2 separate regions of the Homo sapiens genome follow, and region 2 is linked to region 1. A link is an interaction called in ENCODE POLR2A ChIA-PET data of the cell type or tissue named here. Cell type or tissue: HepG2. All regions are shown on one strand. Links, peaks and the distances in the headings refer to the core of each region. The heading gives the core; the rest is flanking DNA.

Region 1 (9,700 bases), core at 2,752-7,751:
CACAAAGCCTAATTTTTGAAATTAAGTTCAATAGAAATAAAGTTACCCTGTCAAATCGCTGTAAAAGTTTTTAAATGCTTGCTCTCAGTTTCTATGCTTATCTCCTCTCAGACCAGTAACAGTTCATAGATTGGCACCAGTTCACAGACTACACTTAGAGTAGCATTAGTCTGGGGAACAACATCTCTTGAAGTAGCCATCAGAATGAAAAGGAAGGGCAGATTTTCAGTAAAGTATTGCATAATCATATTTTATGATTCACTTTTACTAAACTCATGGAAGGATGAAATATAAGCCCAAATGCCAGTGCCTTTGTAATGGAATAATTCCTTTACAGGATCAGAACACGTAGGAAGCCAAATTAATAATTGAAAGCTTGTTTGTTTAGCAAAGAACCAGAGCATAAGAAAGTAAATAACCTTAAGGGATATTTCAAGGCCATGAGTACAGCCTAACAGAGTGATGGAAGCAGGGACTCTTGCAGTTAAGCCACTGGAATTTGAATTCCAGCTGCATCACATAATACTTGTATGACCCTAAGCTTTCTGAGGCTGCATGTCCTGATTTTTATAATGGGAGTAATATCAATCTGGAGAGATTTATGAAAGGTTTAATATAGTGCTTAATACCCAACACATAGTAAGCACTCAATAAATGTCAGTCAATGTTATTAATACTATCCTATAATAAGGTATATTTCTACAACAACCAGCACATTCAGTACAGATTCAATGCCTCTTCCCTAGACAGTGCCTGATAAACACTGACAACCTTCATATCTTTAGACCTTTCTATTCTGTGTACCCAGTCATCATCTTCCTTCTGTTCTCACAATCTTCCTCTGGGCAGATAAAATAAAATTGATTTTGTTTCCGCTTACAATCACATTCCAGGGCACTTACAATCACAACCCAGGTGACTTAGGTTATACCCAAGTCACCTTGGGTTTTAGATGTTTCCAAACGTTTAGAGGTGATTTCTTGGTTTATAGCCACAAACATGATACATAAACAACTTTAATTTCCCAGGGAGCTTCTCACTGGTTGGGCATTATATTCTCACATTTGATGGCAAACAAATACACATTGAAAGTAAATTATAATCAGATCAACTATCCAAGAACATGGAATCAGAACGAAAGTGATTATAAAGTTTTTGACAGCTGCTGTCAGGTTAGGATAACCTGGTGCTTCTATCTCTGCTGCAGAGAGTACAATAAGGCTACAGACCTATCGGTGCAACCTCTTTGAGCATTTATCTGAAATGATTTTTCCCCAACTGTAAGAGTATCATTTTTGGAAAAAAAATACAAAATATAGGAAGTTATAAATAAAAAATTGTTTATCATCACATCACCCAGTGACACCCATAAAGTATTTAAATGTCAGTTATTACCTGTTAACATTTTAGTTTATTTCTTTCTATTTTTATAGCATTTCTTTTTATTTAACATTACAATTATTTATTTATCTTAAAGACATTAAGATATTTTCTTTTTCTTTTTTTTTTTTTTTGAGACAGAGTTTTGCTCTTGTTTCCCAGGCTGGAGTGCAATGGTGCGGTCTCAGCTCACCACAACCTTCGCCTCCCGGGTTCAAGTGATTCTTCTGCCTCAGCCTCCCGAGTAGCTGGGATTACAGGCATGTGCCACCACACCCAGCTAATTTTGTATTTTTAGTAGAGACAGCGTTTCTCCATGTTGGTCAGGCTGGTCTCGAACTCCCGACCTCAAGTGATCCAACTGTCTTGGCCTCCCAAAGTGCTGGGATTACAGGCGTGAGCCACCTTGACTGGCAAGATACTTTTAATATCCGAAAAGTATTTCATTATATAGATACTTCAAGTGATATCACCCACTATGAGTTGATTTTTTAACTAATTTCTATCTCAGAGTCTGAGTATTCTAATAAATTCAACAAAACAGTGCAAATATGTGTTTAGCACATGGCTTGGAAAACAACAAGAGCACAATAAGTTTTAGCTATTCTTGCTGTTATTGTAATCTATCAAGAGTTTAATTGTTCTCTTAATACCTAAATATACAACTTTTAGGAGTCCCGCTGCTATATTCTCAAAACCCTCAGAAATAGTGTCTTTCTCTAAGCATACTTTGAGTGCCTTTATTTATTTTAAGTTTCTGGTTTATTCCCTACAAACATATTGCTAATGAAAATGTGAAATTATGGAACTTTTCATCAGTGTGCCTATACATTCAGCACCATAGCATAAAACAGGCTCAAAACCATGGCCTTATATCTCTGTTTGGCCTTTGACAATTTTTAGAGGCAGTGTGGCATTTTGTGATGTAAAACTTCTCCATTTTATTTCCATATTTCTAATCTCTCCACTTTTCTCTGCCTCCACTGTCCTGATCATAGTCAACACCAACATTGTCTTCCATTTGACAAGGCAGGAAATCTCAAGTGTTTCACCCTGTTAAAATAATTCTACTCTAGGGCCTTCTCCAATCCATTCTCCACAGAACAGAAAAACAATTCTCTTAAAACAAATTTCCTGATATGTGGTGTGATTCACTGTCAGCAAAATAAATCCAAATCCTTTCCATGGCCTACAAGGTCCTACGTGATCCAGTCCCTGCTAGATGTCCAGGCTTATTTCCTTCCCTTGTATTGCTGCAGTCCCTCAGGTCTTCCAACTCCTTGAGTACCAACCAAACTCCCACCTGAAATTCTGTGTTGTCATTTCCTCCACCAAAAATATCTCTCTTCCTCCCCCTCTTTTTGTGATTCATTCTCATCATTTAGATCTGGATCTCCTGGGAGACACCACCCCTGACTTCACTGTCTAAAGTAAGTCACCCCAGCCATTCTGTTGACCTCCTTCACAGCACAGATTATAAATATATTCTATGCTTATTTACTTGTTATTTTCTCTCTTTTCTCACCTGTATATAAATTTCATTGGGGCAGAAAACATGTTTATGTTATTCATAAGATAGCAGAGTGCCTGGCATATGCTAGGCATTTAACACATATGTGTTGGGGAAGGAGGGAAGGTTGACAGCCACAGCTATGGATGTAGGTGAAAACCCCAAGGAAAGTGGAAAGTGAGTCCAGGAGGCCCTAGGACAAAACTCCAGTGAACACCATTGTTAACGGGATTGAGAGACTAAGAACCCTGCAAAGAAAACTTAGAAAAACTGGGAATAGGATGCCCTAATAGAATTTTATGTGGGAAAGTAATATGATAGTATGCAAATAAATAGTGGTTGAGTATTTACTATGTGCATTAATATGTCTGAGGATTAAAGAAATACATTATAGGACAACTATATTTAATGGTGGCTCACGCCTGTAATCCCAGCACTTTGGGAGGCCAAGGCAGGCGGATCATTTGAGGTCAGGAGTTCGAGACCAGCCTGGCCAACATGCAGAAACCCCATCTCTACTAAAAATACAAAAATTAGCCGGGTGTGGTGGCAGGTGCCTGGTAATCCTAGCTGCTTGGGAGGCTGAGGCAGGAGAATCACTTGAACCCGGGAGACGGAGGTTGCAGTTAACCAAGATTGCACCATTGCACTCCAGCCTGGGTGACAGAGCGAGACTCTGTCTCAAAAAAAAAAAAAAAGAGAGAAATTTCAAAAGGCTTCTATACTCATTTTCTCTTATGTTCAGTATCTTCCAGCCATGAATGGAACTATAGAAATACACGAAGATAGCAACGTTTGTTGAACATCCCTAGTTAAAAAGCAACTGTGTTAGGATAAGAAAAAAGCATGACTGTTGTAGCTTTTGTTAAATAAATGTTATTATGCTTGCAGGAAATTGTTCAACAACATTTCTCCTTATGTAAGGCCTGCCCCAGTAATGCTGCTTAGGTCACTGTCTGTCTGGATTATCTGCAGCCTAAATGCCAACTCTGTAAATTAAACCTGTCAAGTGACAGCTTTGCCATAGCATGCATATCCAACCTTTAAAATTTATTTATACTCCATTCCCTTTCTCTAGCCAGATTAAATTCTCCTTTCCTAAGCTATTTTTGCCTCAGTTCAGACTGTGGCATAATTCAACATGTTCTAAACAATCACATGGAGACTGTGGCCTTCCTGATTTTCAATTCCCAAATGATTTTTATTCAGGCTATAGAACAGCAACAGAAATTTCACCAAATTTGCTAAAATAAGAAGAGTCTTCTCAAACTAGATTCCTCCAGGTACCAGTAGGCAAAACAGTCATGAGTTATGGATAGATTCATAATAAGTCCTTTATTCAGTGCCCCAAGGAAATGGTGCCTTTCAGCATGCAAATGAAAAGTATTCTCTTACTAATCAATCTGTCCATCATTTCTTTTTTGTTTTTCCTTGAGAGAGAGGGTCTTTGGTCTGTTGCCCCAGATGGAGTGCAGTGGCATGATCACAGCTCACTGCAGCCCTAACAACTCCTGGGCTCAAGCAATCCTCCCACCTCAACCTCCGAGGGAGCTACAACTACAGGAATGCACCATCATGCCCAGATAATTTTTTTTTTTTTGTAGAGACAGGGTCTGACTGTGTTGCCCAGGCGGTATCTGTCACATCTTAATACACACACTAAGCTCCTACAGAAGTAAATACTATATTAAGCGGCAGAGTTACTAATGTGAATACACATTCTCATTTGATTTGGAGACTACCTAGACAACTTTCAGGTTTATATTTAAATTGATTACAATTAGACATGAAAAAGGGACAGAGAATGGGCATAATAGAGATCGATTCAAGAGAATTGTTTCTTAAAATAGACTTTAAAAAAAAAAGTTGTTCAAAACTGCCTTAATCAATTTTACAGAGAAAATATTACCTCAAATGGTTTGATATGATGACTTGATAAGATGTTACTTCTGATCCAGCAGGATTCATTTATTAATATAAATATTTACATCTGTAGTACCCTCCTAGGTGGGTGACTGTTTCTATATGTCTGACTCAACAAAACACAGTAGCCCACAGGCAGCTATTGGCCTTTGGACTTTGTCCTTAGGCCAGATTCCTTAAAAGGCTTGTTGTGACAAGCTTATTTGCTCATTGGAAATTTCTGTGTCTAAATTTCCCACAGAAATTAGGATGTAGCTCTGCTACAGCATTTTGATTATTCATCAAAACTTACTCAAAAGACTTTTGATAAATCTTTAAATCAATGTCTTAAGGAAGAAAATTAAGTCACTTTTTAATATAGAGCATGTTTTAGTTTTGAACAATATTTAAGCACTGCAAATTATATGTTCATAGAGATTTAAGCATAGGCATACCTTGGAGATATTGCAAGTTCAGCTCCAGACCACCACAATAAAACAGGTATTACAATAAAGGAAGCCACATGCATTTTTTGGTTTCCCATTTACACTACATTGTTGTCTGTTAAATGTGCATAGCACTATGTCTAAAAAATGTACATACCTGTTTTGTCCCACTGAACCCATAGCTGGAGTTGCCTTAAAAGCAGCAGCAGGAGAATTCGTACAACAGAGTACCCCAAACCATTTGAAGACAGGGCTGGTTTGAGATTTCAAAGAAAGCAGCTCTAAATGCCAGAGTGATCAGTCCAAAACATTTATTAAAGGAACTTGCAGGGTGTTGCAATGTATTATTGTGATGGACAGCAAGAGAAAAGGGATGTTTTACCCACATTAGTCTGTAGCCAGGGGGTGAGGGGATGGAGTTTACATGAAAATTTAAGGAATTCGGCTCAGGGTCGGGGTCAGTTTCTTTCCAGTAAACCAAGACATTATTATCAGTGCCTGGGAATGTTCAAGCTGGTTTGGGTTCAAGCCAGCTGAGGAAAACCTATGGCTACAGCTGGCTGGGTCACTGTGATTTTGGTCAAGACACAGAAAGGAAGTGGGGAAAACGGGTACCCTAGAATACCTTAATTTAAAAATACTTTTGCTAAAAAATGCTAACAGTCATCTGAGCCTTCAGCAAGTCATAATCTTTGCTGTTGGAGAATCCTGCCTCAGTGATGATGGCAGCTGACTGATCAGGGAGGTAGTTGCTGAAGGTTAAGGTGGCTGTGGCAATTTCTTGAAATAAGACAATGGAGTTTGCTGCATTGATGACTCCACAAAAAATTTCTCTGTAGCAGGCAGTGCTGTTTGATAGTATTTTACACACAAGAGAACTCCTTTCAAAGTTGCAATCAGTCCTCTTAAAACTCACCCACTGCTTTATCAGCTAAGTTTATGTGATATTCTAAATCCTTTATCATTTCAACAATGCTTACGGCATCTTCACCAGCAGTAGATTCTATCTCAAGAAACCACTCTCTTTTCTCCTTCATAAGAAGCAACTCCTCATTCATTCAAGTTTGATCATAAAATTGCAGCGATTTAGTCAACTCTTCAGACTCTGTTTCTAACTCCAATTGTCTTGCTATTTTCACCATATTTGTAGTGATTTCCTCCACTGAAGTCTTGAACGCCCTCAAGGTCATCCATGAGAGTTGGAGTTAACTTCTTTCAAACTCCTGTTCATGCTGATACTTTTACCTCCTCTCATGAATGTTCTTAATGGCATCTAGAATCCTTTCCAGAATGTTTTTGGTTTACTTTGCTTAGATCCATCAGAGGAATCACCATCTACAGCAATTTATAACCTTATGAAATGTACTTGTTAAATATTAAAACCTGAAAGTCAAAATTATTCCTTGATCCATGGGTTGCAGAATGGATGCTGTGTTAGAAGGCATGAAAACAATATTACTCTCCTTGTACATCTCCATCAGAGCATTTCAGTGACCATGTGCATTGTCAAGGAGCAATAGTATTTTTAAATAAATCACGTTTTATCAGTAGGTCTCAACAGTGGACTTAAAATATTTAGTGAGCCATGCTAAACAGATGTGCTGTCAACCAGGTTTTGTTCTTCCACTTATAGAGCACAGCAGAGTAGATTTAGCATAATTTTTAAGGGTCCTAGGATTTTCAGAATGGTAAATGAACATCTGCTTCAACTTAAAGTCACCAGCCACATCAGCCCCTAACAAGAGAACTGCCTGTCCTTCGAAGCTTTGAAGCCAAGCATTGACTTCTATAGCTATGAAAGTCTTGGACAGCATCTTCTTCCAGTATAAGACTGTTTTGTCTACATTGAAAATCTGTTATTTAGTGTAGCCACCTTCATCAATGTTCTTGGCTAAATCTTCTCAATAACTTGCTGCAGCTTCTCCATCAGCACTTACTGCTTCACCTTTCATTTTTATGTTAGGGAGAGGGCTTCTACTCTTAAACCTCATGAATCCACCTCTGCTATCTTCAGACTTTTCTTCTACAACTTCCTCACCTCTCTCAGCCTTCATAAAAATGAAGAGAGTTAAGGCCTTGCTCTGAATTAGGCTTTGACTTAAGAGAATGCTGTGGCTGGTTTTCTATCCAGAACTCTAAAACTTTCTCCTTATCAACAATGAGGCTGTTTCACTTTCTTATCATTCCTGTGTTCACTGGAGTGGCACTTTTAACTTCCTTCAAGAGCTTTTCCTTGGCATTCACAACTTGACTGTTTTGGGTATGAGGCCTAGTTTTCGGCCTATCTCTGCTTTCAACTTGCCTTACTCAGCTTAATCATTTTTAGCTTTGATTTAAAGTGAGAGATGAATGACTCTTCCTTTCACTTGAACACTCAGAGGCCACTGTAGGGTTATTAATTGGCCTAATTTCAGTATTGCTGTGTCTCACTGAGGGACTGGCCCATCAGCGGAGCAGTCAGAATATATTCAACATTTATCAAATAAGTTTGCCATCTTAAATGGGTACAGTTTGTGGTGGCCCAAAACAATTCCAATAACAATATCAAAGATCACTGTTCACAAATTGCCATAACAAATGCAATAATAATTTAAAAGTTTGAAATATTGGGAGAATTACCAAGATGTAACACAGAGACATGAAATGAGCACATGCTATTGGAAAAATGGCTCTGATAGACTTGCTCGACAAAAAGCTGTCACAAACCATCATTTTGTTAAAAAAAAAAAACAATATTTGCAAAGCACAATAAATGAAGGTATGCCTGTATACTACATATTTATTTTTAATAATCATATAAGAAAATTAATTGGATATAAAATAGGCTGTTCTAAAACAGCAAGAGGGAAATAAACTTTAACAATGCTGACAGCAGCCATGGCATACTTGAATTTTTAGGACTCTTGTTAAATATGGGTATGGGAACTTACCCTCTGCACTAGTATCCAGACACTTACTAGATTATGGCCCATTGGGGTATTTGCCTCTATTACATATATTTGCTAGACTGTCATTATACCTTGCAATCTAGTGTCTTTTTCTAGGTTGATATTGTCACGTTTAATCTATTATGGCAATGATATTACTCTTGCTATGTTAAATGTTTTTATCAGACTTCCTTGTAGCCCCAACCAATCTGAGAAGATTGAAAATCAAGGAATCCTTCACTCCTTTTGTAAACTTGGTAAAATGGAATCAATGTTTACTAGATCTGCTGTTCTTGTGAAGATTTCTCTGTTCTTCTTCATCAAGATTTGCCAATCTTCCTCTGCACTCTTGCCTTCTGCAGTCTTTCCTCTTCCATAAAAATATCGCTTATAATATTCTTTTTTTGAAATGAAGTCTCACTCTGTCTCCCAGGCTAGAGTGCAGTGCCATGATCTCGGCTCACTGCAGCCTCTGCCTCCCAGCTTTCCAGTGATTCTCCTTCTTCAGCCTCCCAAGTAACTGGGATTAGAGGTGCCTGCCACCATGCCCAGCTAATTTTTTGTATTTTTAGTAGAGATGGGTTTCACCATGTTGACCAGGCTGGTCTTGAACTCCTAACTCCTAATCTCAGGTGATCCACCCACCTTGGTCTCCCAAAGTACTGGGATTACAGGCATGAGCCTGTATGCCACCATGCTCAACTTCCTTATAATATTCTTCTAGTCTTATTTCCCAACTGCTGGCTTTTATATTTTGAATTGTCAATAGAAAGCCCTGCCTATCGTGATGAGGTTAAGGACACATGTTTTGCTGAGAGAAGTAACTTCCAGCTGAGAATCTTGTTTAGCAGGAGAGAAAATCCTCTATTTTAGAGCCTCTCCTGGAGCTTAGAGTAAGCATTGGCTTTTAGAGGTGTTTTCTCCCTTTTTGATGTCTGGAAGCACTATTTTCAAGTCTGTTAGAGACCCACTTTAAATAAGTACAGGTGCTAATGCTCTGAGTGCAAGTCTGTAAGGGTTAGTGAGTCCTCAAATCACAGAAGTCTCCTGACCAATGCTGGGATGTTCTACTGTTCTCCAAGAATCTGCAGCTTAAAAGTATTAAACTAAATACAGCAGACACCCTCAGCATAGCAGTGAACCACAATGGCAGCTGACAAGCAGGAACATTTAATGGATTGGTCAGCAAGACCACACTTATATCTTGTTTAAAATGTGTCCTTTCCTTTGGGAGACTGAGGCAGGCAGATCTCTTGAGGTCAGGAGTTCAAAACTAGCCTAGTCAACATGGAGTTTTCTAAAAGTACAAACAAATTAGCCAGGTGTGGTGGCAGGTGGCTGTAATCCCAGCTACTTGGGAGGCTGAGGCAGGAGAATTGCTGGAACCCAGGAGGCTGAGGTTGCAGTGAGCAAAGATTGCACCACTGTGCTCCAACCTGGGCAAAAGAGCAAGACTCCATCTCAAATAAATACATAAAATAAAATGCATCGTTTCTCTCAACAGCAAAAGCCTTATTTTTTCATCCTTTAAATAT
Region 2 (9,700 bases), core at 2,476-7,475, 69 kb before region 1:
TTTCACTATAAATTCACATATGTGGCCGGGCGCGGTGGCTCACGCCTGTAATCCCAGCACTCTGGGAGGCCGAGGCGGGCGGATCTCCTGAGGTCAGAAGTTCAAGACCAGCCTGGCCATGGTGAAACCCCGTCTCTACTAAAAATACAAAAAATTAGCCGGGCGTAGTGGTGTGTGCCTGTAATCCCATCTACTCGGGAGGCTGAGGCAGGAGAATCGCTTGAACCCGGGAGGCGGAAGTTGCAGTGAGCCAAGATGACGCCATTGCACTCCAGCCTGGGCAACAAGAGTGAAACTCCATCTCAAAAAAAAAAAAAAAAAATTAACGTATGTTTTACTGTCATTCTGGTTCTACTTCAAATTATACGAGCATCATTTTCACAACTTTTTCCTTCTTCTTCATTCTACTTTATGTTCTTTCTCCTAACCAAATATGTTCAAACTTCCTAAAACATCTATTTTGTAAATGCAGGCATGTGCATAACTTCCTTAAATCAGGACACACCTATCTATGCACTGAGTAGAAAGGCTAATAAGTTCAAAGTGGTCTCAATAAATGTGTTGCCAGCCATCCTGTCCTTTCTGCAGCTGTTATATAAGCTTATACTACCTTTAATTTATTAGTCTAGGACAAATTAATTGCATGGTTTCCACAAAATAGGACATGTTGTTCATAGTAACTATATGCTAATTCCTTTGAAAACATCCGTAATTATACAGTGACTTCACAACACTTGTGCACCTAACTGTTGTTACATGTTTAAAGCTATGAGTGAATTAAACATCAAGGCAGAGTTCTGACTGGGTTCATGCATAAAAGGACACTTTTCTATCTTAACTCTGTTTCCTAAGACCTTACATCTTTATTAAGGCTAGTGGGTGTGCACACGGCCCTGCTGAGGTAGGAGGGATTGCAGCAGCAGCCTTGACATTTAAGGCAACCACACAAAGACAGCAAAGCTTTTCCAGGCACAGAACAGCATGTACTCGAGGAAGACAATATCAATGGTTGCCCAGTAAATACACATCTATATAAAGTTCAGTAAACACACAGGTGTAGGTGTAATGGCTTAAATTTTACATCTAAATCCAACTTTAAAATCACACTTCAGGCTGAGTACTTTTGAGAAATGATTGCACTTTTAAAGATATTCGAAGTTATATGGCTTACAGGATTCTGTCTCATAAAGCTGAGAAAGAAATGTCATTTTTGCCTGAAGTGCTGATTTGGCTTTGAACTTCACATTTTACAGACTATTCTGCTTTGGGTTATGTTTGTAGATGTGAACACCATTGGTACTCTTTATTAACATTTCTCCAATGTCTTATTGCCCCCTCTTTCCTCTCCCCAAATCTCTTCCTCAACCCTTCCAGGTCTGATAAGACAAAATATATTTTGTCACCCCATTATTTTTTCCTGAATGTCTGCTTTGGTTAGCTGCTTCAACATGAAGGACTCTATCTGTTAGGAGAATTAGGTCACAAAGACCCCGGGTTGGTTTAAAACAAAATGAAAAGTGCTTTCATTGTAAAACTACAAGGAAGTAAAGGAAATGCAAATGTGTTAAAAGCAATGAATTTGCAGAGCACAGATTTCTTAACAAAATTTAATGAAATGTAATCAGCCATCTGACTCAGCTTATAGGTGACAAAAGTCCATTTTCTTTCCCTTTTCCCAAACTCTTCAGGTCAGATGGAAGAAATGTTCCTTAGATTTCAACTCCAACAGTTTGAGGTTGGCATCTCAGCAGGACTGTCCAGATGTTCAGTTTAAAGAATTTAATTTTCTAGAATTTAATTCAGGTTTGGAAACTTTTAGGCTATCCTAGGAAACACTGAGTTATTGTGTCCATCAGATCTTGGGTCTCTGTTGTTGACAAAAGGCAAAACCTGCATGGAGAGGAGATATTCCTCCCTTGACCTTCCCAGTACCATGACTATAGATTCCTCAACCATCTCTTCCTGGCCCGTTTATGTAAAGCCAAATCATGAGCCTATTTGTCTGACACTTCTAAGCCCCATGAATGATCACTCTCTGATTCAGGTATCAGTTCTTTGATGATTCATCCTCAAGCATCCCCTGGGAATGACTTCTGAAGCTTTATAAACTATGACTTTATAAAACCAAAATTGCTTTTCAAAAGTTGATTCAATTTTCAAAAATCAAGGAGGTGAATCATTGTATCTCAGGTGCCCTTGGAACAGAAAGAAAGAAGAAATCATTTCTTTTTTTTTTTTTTTTGAGACGGAGTCTTGCTCTGTCGCCCAGGCTGGAGTGCAGTGGCTCAATCTTGGCTCACTGCAACCTCTGCCTCCCGGGTTCAAGTGATTCTCCTGCCTCAGCCTCCCAAGTAGCTGGGATTACAGGCATGTGCCACCGTGTCCGGCTAATTTTTGTATTTTTAGTAGAGATGAGGTTTCACCATGTTGGCCAAGCTGGTCTCGAATTTCTGACCTCAGGTGATCCGCCCGCCTCAGCCTCCTAAAGTGCTGAGATTACAGGCATGAACCACCACGCCCAGCCAGAAGAAATTATTTCTATGGCTCCTTGGATCCCCATATTTACTCCAAAGCAGCAGCCTATAGCAGCTTATCATTATAAGTCTTATGTGTTCACTCTTAATATAAAATATATAAGCAGAATAGACATATTATATGTAACATGTAATATGTATATATACACATATGCAATAGAGGAGTAAGAGTGCCAAGAAATAAAGATAAATAATGAAACATGAGAAGAATATGTGTCTCTATAATTTTGTGGCTCAAATTTCTGATTTTAATTACAGATTCATATTTGAAGGTCTTTGAGAATTGGCATTTTACCAATTACTGAAAGGCACATTATCTAATTTCTAAAGAAGAATAGCATCTGAAAATTTTAAAGCACTCTATTCTACTTCTTTTTATTCTTTTAGACACAGGGACTTACTCTGTTGCCCAGGCTGGATTCAAACTCTTGAGCTCACACAATCCTCCCCCATGAACCCAGCTGTTCTGTTTCTAAAGAAATGGTGTGCCATAGGCAAAACTTTTACCTTGCTATATCTCTGTTGTATTTTCACAGTCCGTAGATTCTAAGTTTTATTATTTCATTTAGAGTGTGATGACAAATACTTGACGTTCCACTAAATTAGATAATATCAGTAGAACAATGTTCCGAAACAAGATACTTACTGGAAAGACATTGGCTAATATTTTCAGTGTTAATTCCTATATTTATAAGTTTAAATCTCTTACTTTAGTAAATATTAAAATACCATGCATTTTATGCCTTTGAGGGTGAGGGTAGAAAGTTTTCATTGTCTATTAACCTATATAATAACACATTTAATTCACTGTCCACTATTGACACAGCACTGTACTAGATACTCTATAAATTATAGATTTTATAGATTATTATAGATTTTTCACATACCAGAAGTTCTATAAAACACAGTTATTTTTATAATTTATGTTTATTGAGCACTTACAAATGCCAGATTTTGCATAAGGGTTCACATGAATTATATCATTCAATCCCACATTAACCCAAAAAAGTATTATTTTTTCCTCATTTTCTAGATGAGGAAATGAGGCTGAGAGAAGCTGAGCAACTTTTCCTCTCACAGTTAGCAAGTAGCAGAGAAGAGATCCTTCTGCCCCCGGAGCCTATGCACTAATACTCTGCTGTAGATCCAGTCCCTCTTCTCAAAGATACTTAAATCTTCTTTCTTTTTTTCTTTTTCTTTTTTTTTTTTTTTTTTTTGAGATGGAGTCTCAGTCTGTAGCACAGGCTGGAGTGCAGTGGTGAGATCTCAGCGCTCTGCCTCCCTGGTTCAAGCAATTCTCCTGCCTCAGCCTCCCTAGTACCTGAGATTACAGGCATGCACCACCATGCCTTGCTAATTTTTGTATTTTTAGTGGAGACAGGATTTTACCATGTTGACCAGGCTGGTCTTGAACTCCTGGCCTCAAGAGATCTGCCCGTCTTAGCCTACCAAAGTGCCGGGATTATAGGCGTGAGCCACCATGCCTGGTCTCAAAGATACTTAAATCTAATGAGGGGATTAGTATAAGGATCAAGAGAAAATTTAATAAATACTGCATAAGCCTGGAAAAAATGCATACTAATTCTTATAGCAATAAAGGATGACATGAATGTTTGTAAATGGAACACTCACATGTAATGTCTTAGACTCCTCTTGTATTAATTAATTAATTTTTTTAAAAAAAAAAGACAGAGTCTCACTCTATCACTCAGGCTGGAGTGCAGTGGTGTGATCTTGGCTTACCGCAACCTCTGCCTCCCGGGTTCAAGCAATTCTCCTGCCTCAGCCTCCCTAGTAGCTGAGATGACAGGTGACTGCCACCACACCTGGCTAATTTTGTATTTTTAGTAAAGATGGGATTTCACATGTTGGCCAGGCTGGTCTCGAACTCCTTACCTCAGGTGATCTGCCCGCCTTGGCCTCGCAAAGTGCTGGGATTACAGGCGTGAGCCACAGTGTCCAGCCCTCTTGTGTTAATTTATAAGGCTATTTAACTCATATTGTTCTGTAGCATTTTCCATGTATATTAGTCCCTTCCTCAGCTAGATTTTGACCTTACTGATGGCAGACTATATTTTCTATTTTAAGAGTTTGCCATAGCCACTAGGACAATGACACACACATAATAAGTGCTTTATAAATATTTGTGGAGTGCATGAATGACGGAATTATAGGCAATTAAGACAAGGTTGCATATAGCTGTGTGGCATCGCTATACACAAGGGAGTGGCAATAACTTAAGTGAGATAGCAAAGGCCTGGATAAGATAAAAAAGAAATAGATTCAGGAAGTGGGTTATAAAATAGGCAACAGTTATAAAGTGTTTATTATTTGAAGTAACTTTAGAGGTATTTGCTCCTTTTTTTTTTTTTTTGAGACAGTGCAGTGGTGCAATTATAGATTACTATAACCTTGAACTTCTGAGCTCAGCCATCCTCCCATCTCAGCCTCCCAAAGTGCTGAGATTACAAGCATGAGTCACCATGCCCAGCCTACTCTTTACAACAACAATCCTATGAGGTAGGTACTACTATCATCCCTACTTTATAGATGAAATGCAAATAGATAAATAATTTAACATCACCCAGCCAGGAAGTGGTTGTGTCAAAAGCTCATGCAGTTTTGTTCTGCCCTTGCCTGTATAGGATCCAAAGATAGTCTGAGCAACCACATGGATGTTAAGAGTACAAGACAACAAAGATTTGAAGGTTACAACAAAAATCCTTGATTGAAATATGTTTTTATTTTTATTTTTTAGTGATAGGGTCTCACTCCATTGTCCTCACTATTTAATCTCAAACTCCTGGGCTCAAGCAATCCTCCTGCCTCAGCCTCCCAAGTAGCTAGGACTACAGGCACACATCTCCACACCTGGCTAATTTTTTTAAAACATTTTTTGTCGAGATGGGGTATTGTTATGTTGCACAGAATGGTCTCAAACTCCTGGCCTCAAGCGAGGCCTCAGCCTCCCAAAGTGGTGGGATTACAGGCATGATTAAAATATTAGGGCTGAGTGCAGTAGCTCACTCCTGTAATCCCTGCACTTTGGGAGGCCAAGGCGGGCGGATCACCTGAGGCCAGGAGTTCGAGACCAGCCTGACCAACATGGTGAAAGCCCGTCTCTACTAACAATACAAAAATTAGCCAGGCTGGGTGGCAGGCACCTGTAATCCCCGCTATTCAGGAGGCTGAGTGAGGCAGGAGAATCACTTGAACCCGCGAGGTGGAGGTTGCAGTGAGCCGAGATCATGCCACTGCACTCCAGCCTGGGTGGCAGAGCGAGACTCCGTCTCACATAAAATAAAAGAAAATAATATTAGAAAGTTATAACATTGCCCAACACTAAGAGAAAGTTGGCATAGGAAAGGCATAGAGGGAAAATAAGCAGTTGCGCTATTTTTTCCACATTCAGCTTGAGTGGCCACAGGAGTCATTTTAGGAAAGGAGGACTACAGAAAACTGACCTGGGGAGAGTTGAATGACAACAACAAATCATTTTATAGCCCTTTATATTTTATGGGAATTATGATTAGTGAGATAGTTGACATAAATTCTATGTTCAATGGCTGACCTAGCATAGTTAATTCTCTTCCCACATATGAAGTTATCTGAGAAATTATTTCCTTGTTCTTCACAGTTCTATAGATTTGTCATGTTTCTTTTTTTTTTTTTTCTTGAGACAGAGTTTTGCTCTTGCTGCCAAGGCTGGAGTGCAATGACACAACCTCAGCTCACTGCAATCTCTGCCTCCCGGGTTCAAGCGATTCTCTTGCCTCAGCCTCCCGAGTAGCTGGGATTACAGGCATGCACCACTACACCCGGCTAATTTTGTATTTTTAGTAGAGACAGGGTTTCTCTATGCTGGCCAGGCTGGTCTCGAACTCCTGACCTCAGGTGATCCACCCGTCTTGGCCTCCCAAATTGCTGGGATTACAGACGTGAGCCACCGCATCCCACCTTGTCATGTTTCTTATTTGAAGAGGAAAACACAGACTGAAAGTTTTAATGATTTGCCAAAAGTATCTCACCTGATCAGATGTTCAAACAGGTCGAAGCCTGATTTTCTGGCTCCTTCTTGTGAGGCAGATTTCAGTTTTAAAAAAACCTGGTCAGAGCAACCTTGCCTGCCCCAACCCATTATTCCCTATCTCATCTCTATTGTCATTTGTAACAGAGCACTCATGCCAGGAGCTTATCTCTACCTTCCATTTTCTATTGGCTCCCATTGGAACATAAGCTTTATGAAAGCAGAATCTGGGATCAGTCTTGTTCTCCGATCTTCACCTACACAATGTCTGGCAAGTAGTAGGCAGTCAAGGTTTGCTGTAGTCATGACAGAAACCCAAAACCCAAAACTTGTCATGTTATCAAAGGTAGTGGACACAATGCTTGAACAAGGACAGGACAGTGAAGCAATGTTTTCATGTGGTTTCTCCCTGTTACATTGTTCTGTCGGTGAGACAAGTGCTCATTTACAGGAGTTCATGTGGGTAGGGAATGAAAGAGAACAGGAATTAATTGAGGAACTTTATGGGAAACTCTTCCCAACAATGAAAAGTGGTATTGGGTTGATTAACGCAGGGAAGACTATAGGGTAACCAAAGAGATGTAGAAAGCAAACCCGATGGTGGAAGTATACCAAAAGGCCATTTGGTACTTACCTGAGCTTACATGGAATTTATTAATGTATTATTAGCACCCACCTAAAGCACGTACTTTTTAAAACTCTACATTAAATTATCATATTGATGGTTTCCCAAATCCTACATTCTTTAGGAATTTAGAAAAATGTATAAAAGTCAAGTGAATCTGCTTTGTGTATACATTGTTTATGTGATGATTTTTACCAATTCCAAAGTAAATCAGTTCTGGTTTGCTTGCTTGGTTAGTGACCTGTTTAAGCCTTGTATAACATCTATAATATACAGAATTTTTCATTAAACACTCAAACCTAATCATTTTTACATTAATGTGTGGACATACATGGCCTCCCATTGGAAGAGAACCTTGGAAATTTTGATAAAAGCTGAACAGAGTGCAAGAAAAAGTATAGTACAGTCACTGGTTTCTGTGCCAGCTCTGCTAGTTCTACTAGTGAGCAGCTGTGTTACCTCAAATAAGCAACACTGTGCTCAACTCTGTAAAATGGGAAGAGTAATCCCTAATTCATAGATTGTTATATATTAGATTCCTGAAAAGTTGTCCGGTTGCTATGGGTGGGGCTTTAAGAGTTTTTCAATCCCTTTTATTTCCTCATAGTAGGTTCTTTGGATAATAGAGAAGAAAATCTCGCTTTTTGTAGCATTTGAATAAGAGATAGTTCTTTCCTGCTTCAGGTGCATAAAAATCTTCATAACTGCAGCAGCAATTTCCAGTTCAGCGCAATCTCCAAATATGGGTTTTTCTCTGTACATCACCTATGGAACACCTGATAATGTGTTTTATGTCGTTAAAAGCCTTCTGCTGTAGGATACCTTTAGGCTCTATGCAGCCTGAACAATCCAACCCCTCTTGAGCTCAAGAGGTGAACAGAGTAGAGTGCAAGGTTGTATTTGGAATTAGCAGCAAGGTGGGATTTGGTTAGGTCTATATGTCCAATTTACATTAAGTCTAGGAGTAGAAACCAAATATCAGAGACTCATGCAACCATATGTCAAATTCCCCAGCTTTCTGAGCTCCTTATTTAACAATCCAGGTAATGACAACTCAAGTTTCCATAATTCCATACATTTCTGAGGGTGCTTCAAGTTCTTAGACATCTCTCTGTCTGAAAGAGGCATATTCCTCAAGCTCACACTGCTGTTATCATCCCCTCAGGTAGCCATCCTGCTCCAATCCCCTCAGCTCACTTTAATAAGCTTCTCCTGGCCAGTATTGTCTGCCCAAATTTTTCTCATAAGTGTTAACAGAGGCCCCTCCCTTAACTCACAAAGCAGAGCTAAAGCCAAGCTACAGCATTTAACAGAACTTACTGAAAACTTGAGGTTATGAAGGAGAAGTATAATGGAAAAAAAAAAGATTATAATCTCATAGAGTAGCCATCACTGCTCCAAAGAAGGCAATGGTCAAGAGCACTGGCTTAAGAAGTGGACAGCTGGGGTGAGAATCCTTGCTTCTCTGCTTCATGTCTGAGTGACCTCTGACAGGTTTATTTTTATTTTTAATTAATTTTTTTTTTTGAGACGGAGTTTCACTCTTGTTGCCCAGGCTGGAGTGCAATGGTGTGATCTCAGCTCACTGCAACCTCTGCTTCCTGGGTTCAAGTGATTCTCCTGCCTCAGCCTCCCAGGTAGCTGGGATTGCAGGCATGCACCACCACGCCTGGCTAATTTTGTATTTTTAGTAGGGATAGGGTTGCTCCATGTTGGTCAGGCTGGTTTCAAACTCCCGACCTCAGGTGATCCACCCGCCTCGGCCTCCCAAAATGCTGGGATTACAGGCGTGAGCCATCACACCTGGCAATTAGTTATTTTTTTTTTCTTTTTTGAGACAGAGTCTCACTCTGTCACCCAGGCTGGAGTGCAGTGATGCAATCTCCACTCACTGCAACCTCTGCTTCCTGGGCTCAAGTGATTCTCCTGCCTTAGCCTATTGAGTAACTGGGATTAGAGGCACGTGCCACCAGGCCTGGCTAATTTTTATATTTTTAGTAGAGAAGGGATTTTGCCATGTTGGCCAGGCTGGTCTCAAACTCCTGACCCCAAGTGATCTGGCCCGGCTCAGCCTCCCAAAGTGTTGGGATTACAGGCGTGAGCCACTGTGCCTGACTGACAGGTTATTTCAAATCTGTGAGGGCTTTGCTTTTTTAAAAAAGGAAAAAATGAGAGGAAGACTGGGCCTGGTGGCTCATGCCTATAGTCCCAGCACTTTGGGAGGCTGAGGCGGGTGGATCACCTGAGATCAGGAGTTCGAGACTACCCTGGCCAAAATGGTGAAACCCCGTCTCTATTAAAAATACAAAAAATTAGCCAGGCGTAGTGTAGTCCCAGCTACTGGGGATGTTGAGGCAGGGGAATTGCTTGAACCCAGGAGGCGGAGGTTGCAGTGAGCCGAGATTGTACCATTGCACTCTAGCCTGGGCGACAAGAACAAAACTTCGTCTCAAAAAAAAAAAAAAAATTAGAGGAGAAGCCATTGTCACTACCCCTTGCCTTTTCTTGTCTTCA

The links. Peaks named below come from ENCODE experiments on the same cell type or tissue, not always from the same donor. Only the 100,000 strongest peaks of a DNase experiment are listed, where the experiment ranks them.
Region 2: POLR2A ChIA-PET joins it to region 1 with 5 read pairs; 4 of 35 experiments call an interaction of 5 or more read pairs at or near these places.

What each region holds. Positions count from the first base shown.
Region 1 is chr6:63,560,703-63,570,402 of GRCh38, forward strand. It overlaps LOC124901228 (translation initiation factor IF-2-like), which reads right to left. Exons shown (of 2, transcript XM_047419610.1): 2 at 5,533-9,700. It also overlaps a transcript of LGSN not described here and a transcript of PTP4A1 not described here. Among named protein-coding and RNA genes, the nearest start is that of PTP4A1, 6.9 kb to the right of the region's middle. In HepG2, for the core only: no CTCF peak of the experiment used is centred there; DNase peaks (open chromatin) are centred at 3,719, 4,499 and 4,969; H3K4me3 peaks cover 1,350 bases.
Region 2 is chr6:63,491,726-63,501,425 of GRCh38, forward strand. It overlaps a transcript of LGSN not described here. Among named protein-coding and RNA genes, the nearest start is that of PTP4A1, 76 kb to the right of the region's middle. In HepG2, for the core only: no CTCF peak of the experiment used is centred there; a DNase peak (open chromatin) is centred at 5,006.